2 separate regions of the Homo sapiens genome follow, and region 2 is linked to region 1. Evidence: read pairs that join two places in POLR2A ChIA-PET (ENCODE). Cell type or tissue: A673. All regions are shown on one strand.

Evidence for each region. Peaks named below come from ENCODE experiments on the same cell type or tissue, not always from the same donor. Only the 100,000 strongest peaks of a DNase experiment are listed, where the experiment ranks them.
Region 2: POLR2A ChIA-PET joins it to region 1 with 10 read pairs; 3 of 35 experiments call an interaction of 5 or more read pairs at or near these places.

Annotation. Positions count from the first base shown.
Region 1 is chr7:116,410,564-116,418,563 of GRCh38, reverse strand. CAV2-DT (CAV2 divergent transcript) reads left to right here. Exons shown (of 3, transcript NR_188012.1): 2 at 1,255-1,440; 3 at 2,023-2,458. Among named protein-coding and RNA genes, the nearest start is that of CAV2-DT, 85 kb to the left of the region's middle. In A673, no CTCF peak of the experiment used is centred here; no DNase peak of the experiment used is centred here; H3K27ac peaks cover 1,455 bases.
Region 2 is chr7:116,566,064-116,574,063 of GRCh38, reverse strand. COMETT (cytosolic oncogenic antisense to MET transcript) reads left to right here. Exons shown (of 5, transcript NR_165033.1): 3 at 320-623; 4 at 2,834-2,946. Among named protein-coding and RNA genes, the nearest start is that of CAV1, 45 kb to the right of the region's middle. In A673, no CTCF peak of the experiment used is centred here; DNase peaks (open chromatin) are centred at 233, 2,853 and 4,133; H3K27ac peaks cover 2,547 bases.

The sequences.
Region 1 (8,000 bases):
CCAGCCCCCTTTACAACTGAAAAAGGCTTTGTGGCTAATGACAAGTAAGCAGATATCTGCTGGGATCTTTCCTCGTCCTCTGTTCTATCTGTTCTAAGGAGGACATGGGCTCTACAGCTGTGTCAGCTGCTTTGTGACCTCAAGAAAAAGGACAAATGAATTAGACAACAGTCATGACATCACTGAGCTACTGAACCAATGTTACCAGCTGCTTCAGATTTTTACTATGTAATAAAAAGAATTCTCCATTTGCTTAAACCTTTGCTAATGAGTTTTACTCTTATGGATGAAAACATCCCAATATACCTTCCAGACAAGACAATTCTATTCTGCGCTTCCACATCATGCCTAGTAGCACTCTGATTCCAAGCGAGATAAGACTTATTTTGCTTCAGGCGTCTTATCCTGCTTTCCATGAACAAATACAGTCTCTTCCCAGGGCATCTTAGCAAATGGACACATGTGCTTGCCAAGGTGACTCTGCCATCCTGTGTGACGGGAGGAGGAGGGGTAAAGTTTGGTTTCAGAAATATAAGTTCTCTGCCCTGAGCAGAGATAGACAGAGTCATAGAACTTGGCCTGTTCCTTCCTCTGTATCTCCCTTCCTCCCCTCCCTTTTCTGTATGACAAGCAGAAAGACAAAGAGCTCAGTGTTTCTCTCTGCCTAAGGAAGTGTGCTCTGTGTGTGTGTGTGTGTGTCTGTGTGTGTGTGTGTGTCTGTGTGCATGCACGCGTGTGTTTGGGGGTGGTGGAGGTGGTAATCTCTATGCTGTCTCATCTTCAGTAGAGATAAGACAGGCAGGGAAGGTGGAAGGGAGTCCAGTAACACAATCAAAAGGAAGGAAACTCTCACTTAAAGTCAGCAGTTAAAAGCAGACTCCACACTTGCTACAAACAGCAGTAGTGAAGGAAAAGGCTCGGTGTAGAAATAAATACAGAGTAGCTTAAATGCCATGAGGAGGGGGGCATAAAAAAATTCAAGAAAATGTATATAGAGTAATAATTTGGGGTGGAAAAACAGGTAATGGTCACAGAAAAGGGAGAAGAAAGTGTGGAAAGATTATTCTGATGAGCTTACTTTCTCTTCTAGCCCTCAGATTATATTAGCCATGAAAGTAACAGGTCATGGAAATGAAATGTGTACATGATGGGTGCATTAATTTGCTTCACTACAGTAACCTGTTTACTGTCTATATTTAATTCATAACATCATGTTGTATGCCTTAAATATACATAATAACATTTATTTTTAAGAAAAGAAAGTACAGAGAAAAAAAAAGAATGGAATACACATGAATGCCGAACCACATTGGATATGTAGCTGTTCATGAAGATATTCCAGGGAAGGCCTATCTAGTAGAGCCTCAAATCTATTTGAATACAAATGGCACTCATTAAGGACATCTGTCTTCTGTAATGTCTACACAAAGTCTTACCGGGGTAAGCAAATCTTTGCCACAGCCTTTTGAGGTCTTAATAAAAATCATGAAATTTGTGACAGAGACCATCGTTGCTATAGAACAAGCAGAGACATTTAGGTATGAAGCCATTAATGATAAACAATATTAATATTATTATTAATTATAGTGTGACCTGGCATCTTATTCATACTGAAACAAGATGACATCAAATAATACTAACATAGAACAACTAGTTTACTTCATTTAGTTCTCAAACACATTTAAGGTTAACTTTCTTAATCATGAAAGAAATCTGACTTCAATTGTAAATATCTAAGAGTCCCTAAGATCTGAATGGGAGATGAGAATTCCTCTGTTAATCATGAAAATTTGAAACTAACTCATATCCTATAGAATGAAAACAATTACTTATATGAAGTTTGAGTTTCTTTCATAAAAATTATAGCCTGCTATTGGTATTTTGGAAAATATTTACAAATCACTTGTGGACCATCAGTTTTCCTTTCTGAGAAAATTGAGTGCATTAATATAACTACTTATATTGGGAGTTAGAGTTGGGTACTCCTCATTTACATTTTGGTTCTCTGTCATCTTTAACTAGGTCTTCTTGGCTCTTATTGACGGCTGATGAAGGAGGGGTTTATAAAGAAAACAAGCCAAAACCTGAATAACTTGCTACTGAGAGCAGCACACATATTTTCCCAAAGTGCAAAGTTGAGAAGAAGTACAAAGCTTTGTTAATATTCTGAACAGTACTGCTTAGTATGATCTAATTGATGGATTTTCCATGGACTCCCTAGAGACTGAAAAAGGTTTGACTGTCAGGAAACTTTTCTTGTGTTTATTCTTCAATTTTCCTTTTCCTACTTTCCAATCATCATTCCCTATTAACATCCCTTGATGGGTCACCTTAAGTGATTATTCTTTTTAATGGCATTTATAACGTTTAATATTTCCCTGTTAATTTCTATTCCGACAAAGTACATATTTTTTTAATCTTCACTCATAACATTAATAAATTTTTCCAACATTTTAAAGCTCAGTTAACATTTCCTTATATATGCCTCTGTCTTTAAAATATGAGATCTGAATGTACTGGTATCACTAGAATTATCTACAGAGTTCTAATGTGATGGAAATTGTGCTACAAAAATTTGTTCTTACATAATTTGCTTCAACGGAATTCCTCCTGAACTAAATACTTAGTCTTTACATTCTTTAAAATAACTAAAATTTCCCAGAGGAAAGTCTGAATTGTTCATTTAACCTTGTGTGATGTGTGCTGTGTGTAGCTGAAACAGCAAAGTGGACACACCTGCACCCTTAACATTTTTGACTTTTTTTTTTTTTTTTTTAAAGAATCAAGTTTCGTTTTTGTCACCCAAGCTGGAGTGCAGTGGTACAATCTCCGGTCACTGCAACCTCCGCCTCCCGGGTTCAAGCGACTCTCCTGCCTCAGCCTCCCAAGTGGCTGGGATTACATGTGTGCACCACAAAGCCTGGGTATTTTTTTTTTTTCATTTTTAGTAGAGACGTGGTTTCACTATGTTGGGCAGGCTGGTCTTGAACTCCTGAACTCAGGTGATCCTTCCCCGCTAGGCCTCCCAAAGTGCTGGAATTTCAGGCCTGAGCCACAGCACCTGGCCAACTGTGACTCATTTTTAAAGCGGTTTGGCAATAATGCTATATACGTATAATGGTTTTGAATAAAATATACAACTATACATGGCCTGTTATCTTCTTATTTTAGACAGAATAATCTTAGTCTTGTACTTTCATGTATTAGGCTGATAGCCATGAGATTTGGGGAGGAAAAAAATAGGATAAAATAGGACTCACTCATTTCAAGAAATAGAGTTAGTTTTCTATGCAAGCATTTTCTCCCCTTCTCCTTAGCCCACCAAAGTGGTAAATGAGACTTCCAGCCATGAGGCTGTTTGCACCTCTGTCTGGGAGGAGACTTCTGGAGCTTTGGTTGCTGCTAATGACTTGGAGGGGCTTTGAAGGCCCCCTTGAAGATGTCACGCATGACCTCTGGACCCTTGGTATCTTTCAAGAATCCTTATGAGATACTAACTCATTTCGTTTATAATAGGTGAAAACAGATCATGTATTTTTAAACCAGATAATGCCTAAGTTATATTACTCTAGAATTCATAGAAAAAATAAAATAGCCGAGATCTTTAAAAAGACTGTAATGTGGTATTAGTGGACTGTCTTTTTTTTTGTTTATGGAGAGAAAAAAATTATTTGTAAGTTTTTTTTTAATTTATTATTGTTATACTTTAAGTTTTAGGGTACATGTGCACAATGTGCAGGTTAGTTACATATGTATACATGTGCCATGCTGGTGCGCTGCACCCACTAACTCGTCATCTAGCATTAGGTGTATCTCCCAATGCTATCCCTCCCCCCTCCCCCGACCCCATAACAGTCCCCAGAGTGTGATGTTCCCCTTCCTGTGTCCATGTGTTCTCATTGTTCAATTCCCACCTATGAGTGAGAATATGCGGTGTTTGGTTTTTTGTTCTTGTGATAGTTTACTGAGAATGATTATTTCCAATTTCATCCATGTCCCTACAAAGGACGTGAACTCATCATTTTTTATGGCTGCATAGTATTCCATGGTGTATATGTGCCACATTTTCTTAATCCAGTCTATCATTGTTGGACATTTGGGTTGGTTCCAAGTCTTTGCTGTTGTGAATAATGCCGCAATAAACATACGTGTGCATGTGTCTTTATAGCAGCATGATTTATAGTCCTTTGGGTATATACCCAGTAATGGGATGGCTGGGTCAAATGGTATTTCTAGTTCTAGATCCCTGAGGAATCACCACACGGACTTCCACAATGGTTGAACTAGTTTACAGTCCCACCAACAGTGTAAAAGTGTTCCTATTTCTCCACATCCTCTCCAGCACCTGTTGTTTCCTGACTTTTTAATGATTGCCATTCTAACTGGTGTGAGATGGTATCTCATAGTGGTTTTGATTTGCATTTCTCTGATGGCCAGTGATGGTGAGCATTTTTTCATGTGTTTTTTGGGTGCATAAATGTCTTCTTTTGAGAAGTGTCTGTTCATGTCCTTCACCCACTTTTTGATGGGGTTGTTTGTTTTTTTCTTGTAAATTTGTTTGAGTTCATTGTAGATTCTGGATATTAGCCCTTTGTCAGATGAGTAGGTTGCGAAAATTTTCTCCCATTTTGTAGGTTGCCTGTTCACTCTGATAGTTTCTTTTGCTGTGCAGAAGCTCTTTAGTTTAATTAGATCCCATTTGTCAATTTTGGGTTTTGTTGCCATTGCTTTTGTTGTTTTAGACATGAAGTCCTTGCCCATGCCTATGTCCTGAATGGTAATGCCTAGGTTTTCTTCTAGGGTTTTTATGGTTTTAGGTCTAACATTTAAGTCTTTAATCCATCTTGAATTGATTTTTGTATAAGGTGTAAGGAAGGGATCCAGTTTCAGCTTTCTCCATATGGCTAGCCAGTTTTCCCAGCACCATTTATTAAATAGGGAATCCTTTCCCCATTGCTTGTTTTTCTCAGGTTTGTCAAAGATCAGATAGTTGTAGATATGCGGCATTATTTCTGAGGGCTCTGTTCTGTTCCATTGATCTATATCTCTGTTTTGGTACCAGTGCCATGCTGTTTTGGTTACTGTAGCCTTGTAGTATAGTTTGAGGTCAGGTAGTGTGATGCCTCCAGCTTTGTTCTTTTGGCTTAGGATTGACTTGGCGATGCGGGCTCTTTTTTGGTTCCATATGAACTTTAAAGTAGTTTTTTCCAATTCTGTGAAGAAAGTCATTGGTAGCTTGATGGGAATGGCATTGAATCTGTAAATTACCTTGGGCAGTATGGCCATTTTCACGATATTGATTCTTCCTACCCATGAGCATGGAATGGTCTTCCATTTGTTTGTATCCTCTTTTATTTCCTTGAGCAGTGGTTTGTAGTTCTCCTTGAAGAGGTCCTTCACATCCCTTGTAAGTTGGATTCCTAGGTATTTTATTCTCTTTGAAGCAACTGTGAATGGGAATTCACTCATGATTTGGCTCTCTGTCTGTTGTTGGTGTATAAGAATGCTTGTGATTTTTGTACATTGATTTTGTATCCTGAGACTGCTGAAGTTGCTTATCAGCTTAAGGAGATTTTGGGCTGAGACAATGGGGTTTTCTAGATACACAATCATGTCATCTGCAAACAGGAACAATTTGACTTCCTCTTTTCCTAATTGAATACCTTTTATTTCCTTCTCCTGCCTAATTGCCCTGGCCAGAACTTCCAACACTATGTTGAATAGGAGTGGTGAGAGAGGGCATCCCTGTCTTGTGCCAGTTTTCAAAGGGAATGCTTCCAGTTTTTGCCCATTCAGTATGATATTGGCTGTGGGTTTGTCATAGATAGCTCTTATTATTTTGAGATATGTCCCATCAATACCTAATTTATTGAGAGTTTTTGCATGAAGGGCTGTTGAATTTTGTCAAAGGCCTTTTCTGCATCTATTGAGATAATCATGTGGTGTTTGTCTTTGGTTCTGTTTATATGCTGGATTACATTGATTGATTTGCGTATATTGAACCAGCCTTGTATCCCAGGGATGAAGCCCACTTGATCATGGTGGATAAGCTTTTTGATGTGCTGCTGGATTCGGTTTGCCAGTATTTTATTGAGGATTTTTCCATCAATGTTCATCAAGGATATTGGTCTAAAATTCTCTTTTTTTGTTGTGTCTCTGCCTGGCTTTGGTATCAGGATGATGCTGGCCTCATAAAATGAGTTAGGGAGGATTCCCTCTTTTTCTATTGATTGGAATAGTTTCAGAAGGAATGGTACCAGTTCCTCCTTGTACCTCTGGTAGAATTCGGCTGTGAATCCATCTGGTCCTGGACTCTTTTTGGTTGGTAAGCTATTGATTATTGCCACAATTTCAGCTCCTGTTATTGGTCTATTCAGAGATTCAACTTCTTCCTGGTTTAGTCTTGGGAGAGTGTATATGTCGAGGAATTTATCCATTTCTTCTAGATTTTCTAGTTTATTTGCGTAGAGGTGTTTGTAGTATTCTCTGATGGTAGTTTGTATTTCTGTGGGATCGGTGGTGATATCCCCTTTATCATTTTTTATTGCATCTATTTGATTCTTCTCTCTTTTCTTCTTTATTAGTCTTGCTAGCGGTTTATCAGTTTTGCTGATCCTTTCAAAAAACCAGCTCCTGGATTCATTAATTTTTTGAAGGGTTTTTTGTGTCTCTATTTCCTTCAGTTCTGCTCTGATTTTAGTTATTTCTTGCCTTCTGCTAGCTTTTGAATGTGTTTGCTCTTGCTTTTCTAGTTTTTTTAATTGTGATGTTAGGGTGTCAATTTTGGATCTTTCCTGCTTTCTCTTGTGGGCATTTAGTGCTATAAATTTCCCTCTACACACTGCTTTGAATGCGTCCCAGAGATTCTGGTATGTTGTGTCTTTGTTCTCGTTGGTTTCAAAAAACATCTTTATTTCTGCCTTCATTTCGTTATGTACGCAGTAGTCATTCAGGAGCAAGTTGTTCAGTTTCCATGTAGTTGAGTGGTTTTGAGTGAGTTTCTTAATCCTGAGTTCTAGTTTGATTGCACTGTGGTCTGAGAGACAGTTTGTTATAATTTCTGTTCTTTTACATTTGCTGAGGAGAACTTTACTTCCAACTATGTGGTCAGTTTTGAAATAGGTGTGGTGTGGTGCTGAAAAAAATGTATATTCTGTTGATTTGGGGTGGAGAGTTCTGTAGATGTCTATTAGGTCCGCTTGGTGCAGAGCTGAGTTCAATTCCTGGGTATCCTTGTTGACTTTCTGTCTTGTTGATCTGTCTAATGTTGACAGTGGGGTGTTAAAGTCTCCCATTATTAATGTATGGGAGTCTAAGTCTCTTTGTAGGTCACTCAGGACTTGCTTTATGAATCTGGGTGCTCCTGTATTGGGTGCATATTTATTTAGGATAGTTAGCTCTTCTTGTTGATTTGATCCCTTTACCATTATGTAATGGCCTTCTTTGTCTCTTTTGATCTTTGTTGGTTTAAAGTCTGTTTTATCAGAGACTAGGATTGCAACCCCTGCCTTTTTTTGTTTTCCATTTGCTTGGTAGATCTTCCTCCATCCTTTTATTTTGAGACTATGTGTGTCTCTGCACGTGAGATGGGTTTCCTGAATATAGCACACTGATGGGTCTTGACTTTTTATCCAATTTGCCAGTCTGTGTCTTTTAATTGGAGCATTTAGTCCATTTACATTTAAAGTTAATACTGTTATGTGTGAATTTGATCCTGTGATTATGATGTTAGCTGGTTATTTTGCTCATTAGTTGATGCAGTTTCTTCCTAGTCTTGATGGTCTTTACATTTTGGCATGATTTTGCAGCGGCTGGTATTGGTTGTTCCTTTCCATGTTTAGCGCTTCCTTCAGGAGCTCTTTTAGGGCAGGTCTGGTGGTGACAAAATCTCTCAGCATTTGCTTGTCTGTAAAGTATTTTATTTCTCCTTCACTTATGAAGCTTAGTTTGGCTGGATATGAAATTCTGGGTTGAAAATTCTTTTCTTTAAGAATATGGAA
Region 2 (8,000 bases), 160 kb before region 1:
TTTGAAATTTTTGCAGTCTTAATTGTTAACAGGAGACCAGGCAGTCTAAGCTCTCAATTCGGATTTATTTCTTGTTTCACCAGTGGCTCATTAAGTGACCCTAATGGAGGGACCAGTATTCCTGGCACTTTATTCTTCCCATCTGTAAAATGGGGTTATGAGCATGCCTCCCTTCCTATCTCAGGGGAATACAAGAGCATACATATGTGGGAGAATTTGGGGGATTGGAATTTTATGAATATTTAGATTGTAAACAGACATGTTTATTGGTCTGCCTGTCACAATCCTGTCTCAGATTAACTTCCTCTTCCTTCCACAGCCCCTTGACTGGGCAAACTTCAAACAAGTGACTGAGCTCCCTTAGCTGCCACTGATTGGACCAGGATGGACAACAAATGTAGGAGGAGTTCATCTGGATCTAGCCTGAGCCAGTCAGATATCCCCTTTGAATCCATGCCTATAGAAATACAAAAAAATGGAAGCCAGAGGATGATGGATCCTTGAAGTAATAAGTCAGGTAGATCTTGAAAATTTTTGACTCAATCCATATTGATGAACACAAGAATAATTCTGGTCTACAAAGAGAGGCAAGAGAAAGACTTGGGGTGTATTAAGAAAAACAGGTAAGTGACCCTGGGTCACTAGAAAGAGTGAGACAGGGTGATGGAATGAGTGGCTGCCTGAAACTTTCTAATGCATTCAAGGCCTGACTCTGTTTTAGGCATTCTTCACATTTTCATTCACACCACACTCTAATGAGGTAGGAAACGTTATAGCTGCTGGTTTAGAGAATGCAGTCCGGCTATGGGACTTATCCAAGGTCACACAACTGTTTTTAAGTTGGCTGAGGATTTGATTATAGATTTCTACTTCTAAGTTTAAAGTTTTTTCTGCTACACAATGGCCTATTATTTAAGGTTGAAGCTTGAAAGAGAAATAAGAAGATCTAAAGAAACTGTTCTGGTCCAATGAAGATACCAAAGGCTGATATTTTACTTGAATGTGATTGAGTAATATTAGACATCATCCCTGATATTAGTCCCAATGCCAGTAACCTCACCATTAAATTCATCTCTTCCTCTGGAATTGAATGACACTACCACTTTTTTTCCTACTCATCCCACTCAAGTAATTTTTCATTTCTGTTGGACCAAGAGTGTGAGAGTTTACAAGGCTATCATATATTTTAATTGGTATTTACTCATGTTTCTGATAGATATTTTCTGTTTGGTCATCTGCTCTGTGAAGCCTGCATCTTCAAAAGTTATTATTAGAACACATTTTAGTGATAATTACAAAAGCAAGCATCAACATTTCATTTAAGATCTAAGTTGGTATAAAGTATGTATTTATTTCACCAAGTCAATCAAAGGTTTTCAAATTTTCTTTGTGATAGAACTGCTTAGTCAAACAAAATGTTATGCTGAAAATTAACATGAAAAGAAATTAAAACAGAACTTGTGTGTTTGAGGGAAAGTGGTAGACACCATTTCACAGACCTCTGTCCCTAATCCACCTCTGTTATCTTAGGGGAGCTGGTCAATACCTCGGGATTCAATAAGGTACAGTTTTAAAGCCACTGTATTAAACTGTACAATTGATTGTCAATAATTTTTATTTTACAAAAAGTTATTTTCTCAACAGAAAAAGAGCAAAATATTAATTTCATCTTGGAGTTGCCTTTGTAGGGGCTTCACTGAGCTTCCATGAAGACAAAGACCTTTGTCTTGCTTATCTTTTTAATCCCTGTGATACCAAATAGTTGCTCCATAAATGCCTGTTGAAGCAGTAACATGAACAATTATTAACAGAAACTTAGACTAGAGAATACATTATTTGCATGGCTTTTAATCATTCACTCTTCTTTTTTTCCCATTGATGACACACAATGCTATTGTAATACTGTCAAATGGTGTCACACGCGCTTTCTCCCAAGCACATAGTGAGTTTCTCTATAAGAATAGCTTTGAAGCTAATAGTCGTGGGTATTAAACTCATTGGGCAACCTGGAGTTGGTTATTTAACCATTCTAAACTTCTATTTCTTGATCTCTAAAACAGAGCAATAGTATCTACTTGACCTAGATAATAATACATAGCACATAGGGCTGTTGTCAGTAATATTTGCAAAATGCTTAGCACATTCTCTTGTATGTGGTATGTGCTCAATAAATAAAGGCTATTATTATTTAGCAGGCAATATGAAAGGCAACGAGACAAACAACACAATCACTGTAAAAATGCAAAGTCACTCTGAAGCCAATTTATATTAATCAAAGTGCATATTGTGCTATGTACTTTACTGAGTGCTTACTTGTGTCATACAGTCAACAGAACTTTCTGTCTCAGAGTTGGCAGGTAATTAAATCTCACCTTTTCCAAGAGGTTGTGCAATGTGATGGGGAATTTAAGAAACATCCTCTCAAAAAGACGTTGACTGTTGCCTGGGATAGTTATTATCTCATTAATGGTTGGCATTATATTAATACAACTGAAGGAGAGGAGTAGGTTTCTTTCTTGGCCATTTGTAGAGTGGCTCAAACTGGCAGCTGTTGCTTTTTTAAAAAAATGACTGCATTTTTCTCGTTGCAAATACCCCACCTTTTATGCCAGTTTCCACATGCTTTTCAGTTGTGTTGTTAAAGTACTAGGCAAGTGTATAGTTTTATCTTTTTGACACGCAAATTACTCAACTTTCTATGGAATCAAATCTCTCATTCTAGTTGATTTTATTCACTTTCTCCCTGTCTAACTCTTCCCACTCCTCTCTCATCACAATAAAAAAATCCCTACTTCCTTACTTGCAACTTTCTTTTTTTTTTTTTCTTTTCTAGCTCTGTGGAAGTTTGAGTGACTCATTGCAGAGAGGAATTGATGAAGTCAACAGCTGCTGGAAAAACTTCTTTTTCCTTAATAGCTGTATCAACATGTGGTTGCTATTATTCAAGTAAGAAAAATATGTATATCAAACATCCATGGTAGTCCTTGCTAAAATTTTCATTAGAGAGACTCATGTTTTGACATTAAAAAAAGTTCAAATGGGTACCTTAGAGGATGTTTTGTTGGAGAACAAAATCATGGAGAAATAAAGTCTAAAAAGAAAAATAAATGGCAAGCATGTTGTTAATAATGCTGTAATTTATTTCAGAGTGGGTTGGGTGATTTTCTTCATGGCATTATTAGTGGCACTGCAGAAATTTGGCACCTCATGCATTCATAGTCTCCAGGATGGTCTGACCATTCATCCAACAAATATTAATTGCTCTCATGGTAAAATCTCTGCCTCATGGAGTTTAAATCCTAAAAGTGGTGAAAAACTAAACACTGTGAACAGTTAATTACTCAATATGGTATGTACTGTGAAGGAAGTAGGCAAGAAGCTAAGATAGAGATTAAGATAAAAGGACTTGCTTCACTTAGGGAAGACATGGGAGACCTCTCTGAGGGTTGACATTGAGGCTGAGACCTAAAGAATGAGAAGGAGGTAGCAAAGTAGAGAGAATGGTGTAAGATCATCTTGGTCAGAAGGAGCAGCTGTGCAAAGTCCTCTGACTTTGAGAGGGACCATAGCATGTTCTTGGGACTGAAGGAACATCAGTGTGTCTAGAGCACAGATCATGAGGAGGTTGTGGTATGCAATTAGATTGGAGAGATAGGCAGGAGCTGAATCAGATAACTTTGTAGGCCTTGGTAAAGAGATGTGATTTTATGAATGCATTTTACTGAATGCAGTGAGAAAATACTAGAGGATTTTAAGTTCTGTGTGTGTGTATGTGTGTGTACCTCTGTGAAAATATGTGTTGCTGTAGAGCAAAGTGGCCAAATGAGTTGGGTGGGGTTAAGGGTGGAAACAGGTAGACTGCCTAAAGTAGACCAGGATTTAAATTATGGCTGCTCATACTGAGGTTGTGGCAGTGGAATCGAGGCAGGGGTGCAAAAGCAAGATATATTTTGAAGAAGGAACTGATAGAATCTGGTAATGAATTGGCTATAGGTCTTGAGGAAAAGAAAAGTCTCTGGGGACTCATAGGTTTTAAGCTTGGGTAGCTATGTGGATGATTGAACAATTAAAAATGATGTAGAATATTTGGCAGGGTGGAGGAAGCATGAGTAATACAGTTTTTATCTATGAGACAGCCACGGAAGATGAGAGAATCTGGAGAGAACATGCACAGAGAGACAAGAAGAGGGCTTAGGATGGAGCCTTGGGCTATTTCTTCATTTATGGGTTGGGTAGAGGACATCTGAGGAGTAAACGATCTCAAAAGCAGAATAACAAACTGGATGACGAACACCCCTGGGAGCAGATATATTAGAACAAAAGGACCAATAATTTATATCTTCTTAAATAAACATCCTAATTGAGAAAAAGAAATGTATTAGCAACATGAACCAAGACAAGAAATTCCCCCCACAAAAAAAAGCCATGTAAAATATCAGGATAAAAATGTAGACTTGAAGGAACCTAATAGGTGGGATAAATAGTGACATAGCTACAGCTAAAGAATGATGGAGTTGAAAGACCAGATGGAAGAATGCTTCTAGAATGATAGAAAATGTAAAAGTTCATAGCCAGAGATAATAGAAGTACCAGGTTTTAGATACTTAGAGTCCCTGAAGGAAAAATTATAAAAATTAAAAGAGGAAAATATTTAAAGAAATGTGAAGAACATTTTCAAAAGAAAGAACAGCTACAGATTGAAATGGTCTTTAGAGAACCACTTCATGGGAAATATATATTAAAAATATTAAGTAAATATATATTTTAAAAATTCACACACAGGTCCATTATATTGAGATTTAAGAATATCATAGGCAAAGAGAAAATGATAAATGACACAAATGACATCGGAGTTTTCAATAAATGCAGAATTCCAGAGGCAATGGAGTAATTTTTAAAAAATACTTAAGAAAATAAATTTGAAGGTAGAATTTTACAATTAATAAATTTGTATTTCAAACATGTGATGACAATAAAAATATTCTCAGGCATACAAGTCCTTTTTACCATAAAAAGGACTACCATTGAAAAGATATTTTAACATAAGTGCTCCAAAAGAGAAAGAGAAGAAAAAATATCAAGAAAAAAAAGAACTATATCCAAAATACCACAGAATTAAAGCTCTATATGGTGTCAATATGATTGGCAACCCTGGTGGGGGGAAGACCAAAAGTAATGAACATATACTAAAAATCTTGTCTAGTTAGAGGGTGTATATACACAAACATATATATATATATATATATAATATACTGTATATATATTAATTACTTTAAATAAGAAAGTATTAAAAAGAAACAAAAAATAGAATACTTGCAATAAAATGTAAGAAAATAGAAGAAAAGAAAAATGTATCAACAATCACCATGAATATAAATAGACCCAATGTGCCAGTTAAAGAATAGACCATCAGATTGGATAAAAAACAAAATCCAACCCTGTGCTGTTTATAAAAGACTCTCATAAAGCATAAGAACATGGAAACCTTATAGGCATACAGTCTAAGAGATACCATTCACATGACAGTCTCTCTAAATGGCATTACCTAGAGCTGGGTAGTGTACTGCTGATATTGCTAGTGCATGACAGCCCTCAGAGTAAAAGATTGGACCTAAATACATCAGGAAGATGTTTATCTTTTATTTTATTTTATTTTATTTTTTTGAGATGGAGTCTTGTGATCTCGGCTCACTGCAACCTCTGCCTCCCGGGTTCAAGCGATTCTCTTGCCTCAGCTTCCCCAGTAGCTGGGATTACAGGTGCCCACCACCATGTCTGGCTAATTTTTTTAGTTTTAGTAGAGACAGGGTTTTACCATGTTGTCCAGGCTGGTCTCGAACTCCTGACCTCAGGTGATCCACCTGCCTCGACCTCCCAAAGTGCTGGGATTACAGGCGTGAGCACCGCGCCCAGCCAGGAAAGTGCTTAAGTAAGCAGGTATGACTGTGTAAGTTTTTAGCAAAATAAACTTTATGACAAAACAATAATTAAAGATAGGAAGACTCACTACCTAACCATAAAAGGTATGTAGAACCAACATATCTGTAAGATAGAATATTTCTAAACAGGTATGCACTGAATAGAGTAGCTTGAAATGTATATAAAGCAAACAATTATAAATCCATTAGGAGGGACCGATAGTCTAGTCTTCTCATTTAAGAAACGGACTAGACAAAAAAGTCATTAAAATATTGAAAATCTGAACAACAAAACATAAGGCTGATATAATAGACATATATTGAATTCTGCATCTAAAAATTAGAGGATGCTTATTCCTCTGAAGCATACATTAAATATTTATAAAAATTTATCATGGACCTGACCATAAAATGTCTTAATACATTTCAAAAACAAGTATATTTAGATCATATTTTATCCAAAAATAGAGCTAGAAATTAAAACGAAAACTAATTTAAGAAATTTTATATATTTGGCAATTAAAAAACGTAACATTTGTCAAAAGTCATTGAACTGTAGTTAGGATATATGTATTTCACTTTAATGTTAATTATGCCTCAATATTAAGTCAATTGCTTGTCTAAAGACAGTCAACAATTAGCAAATATGTACTAAAATAGTCACTAGGCATAATAATTATCATACTTAGAATAAATAAATCATAAAACATGAAAAAACTCTACATAGAACATTATGAAACTTTACTGAAAATGCTTATAAAGAAATAAATGAAATTTTACTTCCATGTTTAGAGCTAGGAAGCCTTGGTATCATACACATGCCAATTTTCCAACTTGATCTAAAGATTCAATTCAATTCCAATTGATATTCCAAGTGAGTTTTTATTAAAAATGGATGAGACAATTTTAAGTTTTTCTGGAAAATTAAATGGCAAAAACAAACAAACAAACAAACAAACAAAACCAAGGCCCTTAGAAAGTAAGGAGCAAAGAAAACAGGAAATTAAAACTTGTCTTACAAGATTTGGAGACTCACTTTAAAATGCTATATGAGTACAGGAAAAACAAACTGACCAGTGGGCTAGAATAGAGAGTTCAGAAATCAATCCAAGTATGAATGGAACTTCAATAAATAACAGAGGTGGCATTATAGTTTAAAGGAGAAAGGAGGACATTTTCAATTAATGAAACTAGCATAAATGGTTGTCTTATTCAGAAAAAAATGAAATTGGATTCCTACATCATGCAACACAAACAAATCAACTCCATGTAACTGGATTAAGGACTTAAATGTTAAAAGCAAATATTTAATGTGATTGAACATATTGCAAAATATTTTTATGCTAGAAAAACCTAAGATATTTAAACTCTTAAACCACAGTAATGCTAGTTAAAATACAATAAATATCTTACTGATCTTGGCAGGAAAATATCTCTTTGACATTATAAAAAGTACTAAAAATAAAAAATGGATAAATATGAACACTAAAGTCAAAATACTTGTGTTCACTAATAGACATTTTAATAATGAAAGTGAAAATAAGGATACAAATTGAGAAAAATATTTGAAACATATGTAAAAATAAAATGAAAACATTAAGAATCGGTAAGAATTCCTATGACTCAGTGAAAAAAAAAATCATTTTTAAAAAACCCTTGCTGAATGACATGTCATTTCACAGAAGAAGCTCATATGACCAAAAACCAGTGAAGGGACGCTTAACCTCATTGGTAATCAGAAAGGTATAAATCAAGACTAAAATAAGATACTATTTCACACCCACTTGATTAGCAAAATTGAAGAAGTTTGACAGTTCAAAATGCTGGTGGCAGTGTAAATTGCTATTATTAATTTGAAAAGCCATTGGTCATATCTAGAAAAGCTGGGGGTGTATCATTTTTTGGGACTGAACAATTCAGTCCTAATGATAATCCCTAGAGGAATTTATGCCCACAAACCCTCCCAGTGGACATGCAGAAGTATGATTATAGCAGCACCATTGGCATACCATGTCCCCCTCAAGAGGCAGCTGGATAAAAATGGATATGTTCATGGAACAGACAAATATATAGCACTGAAAA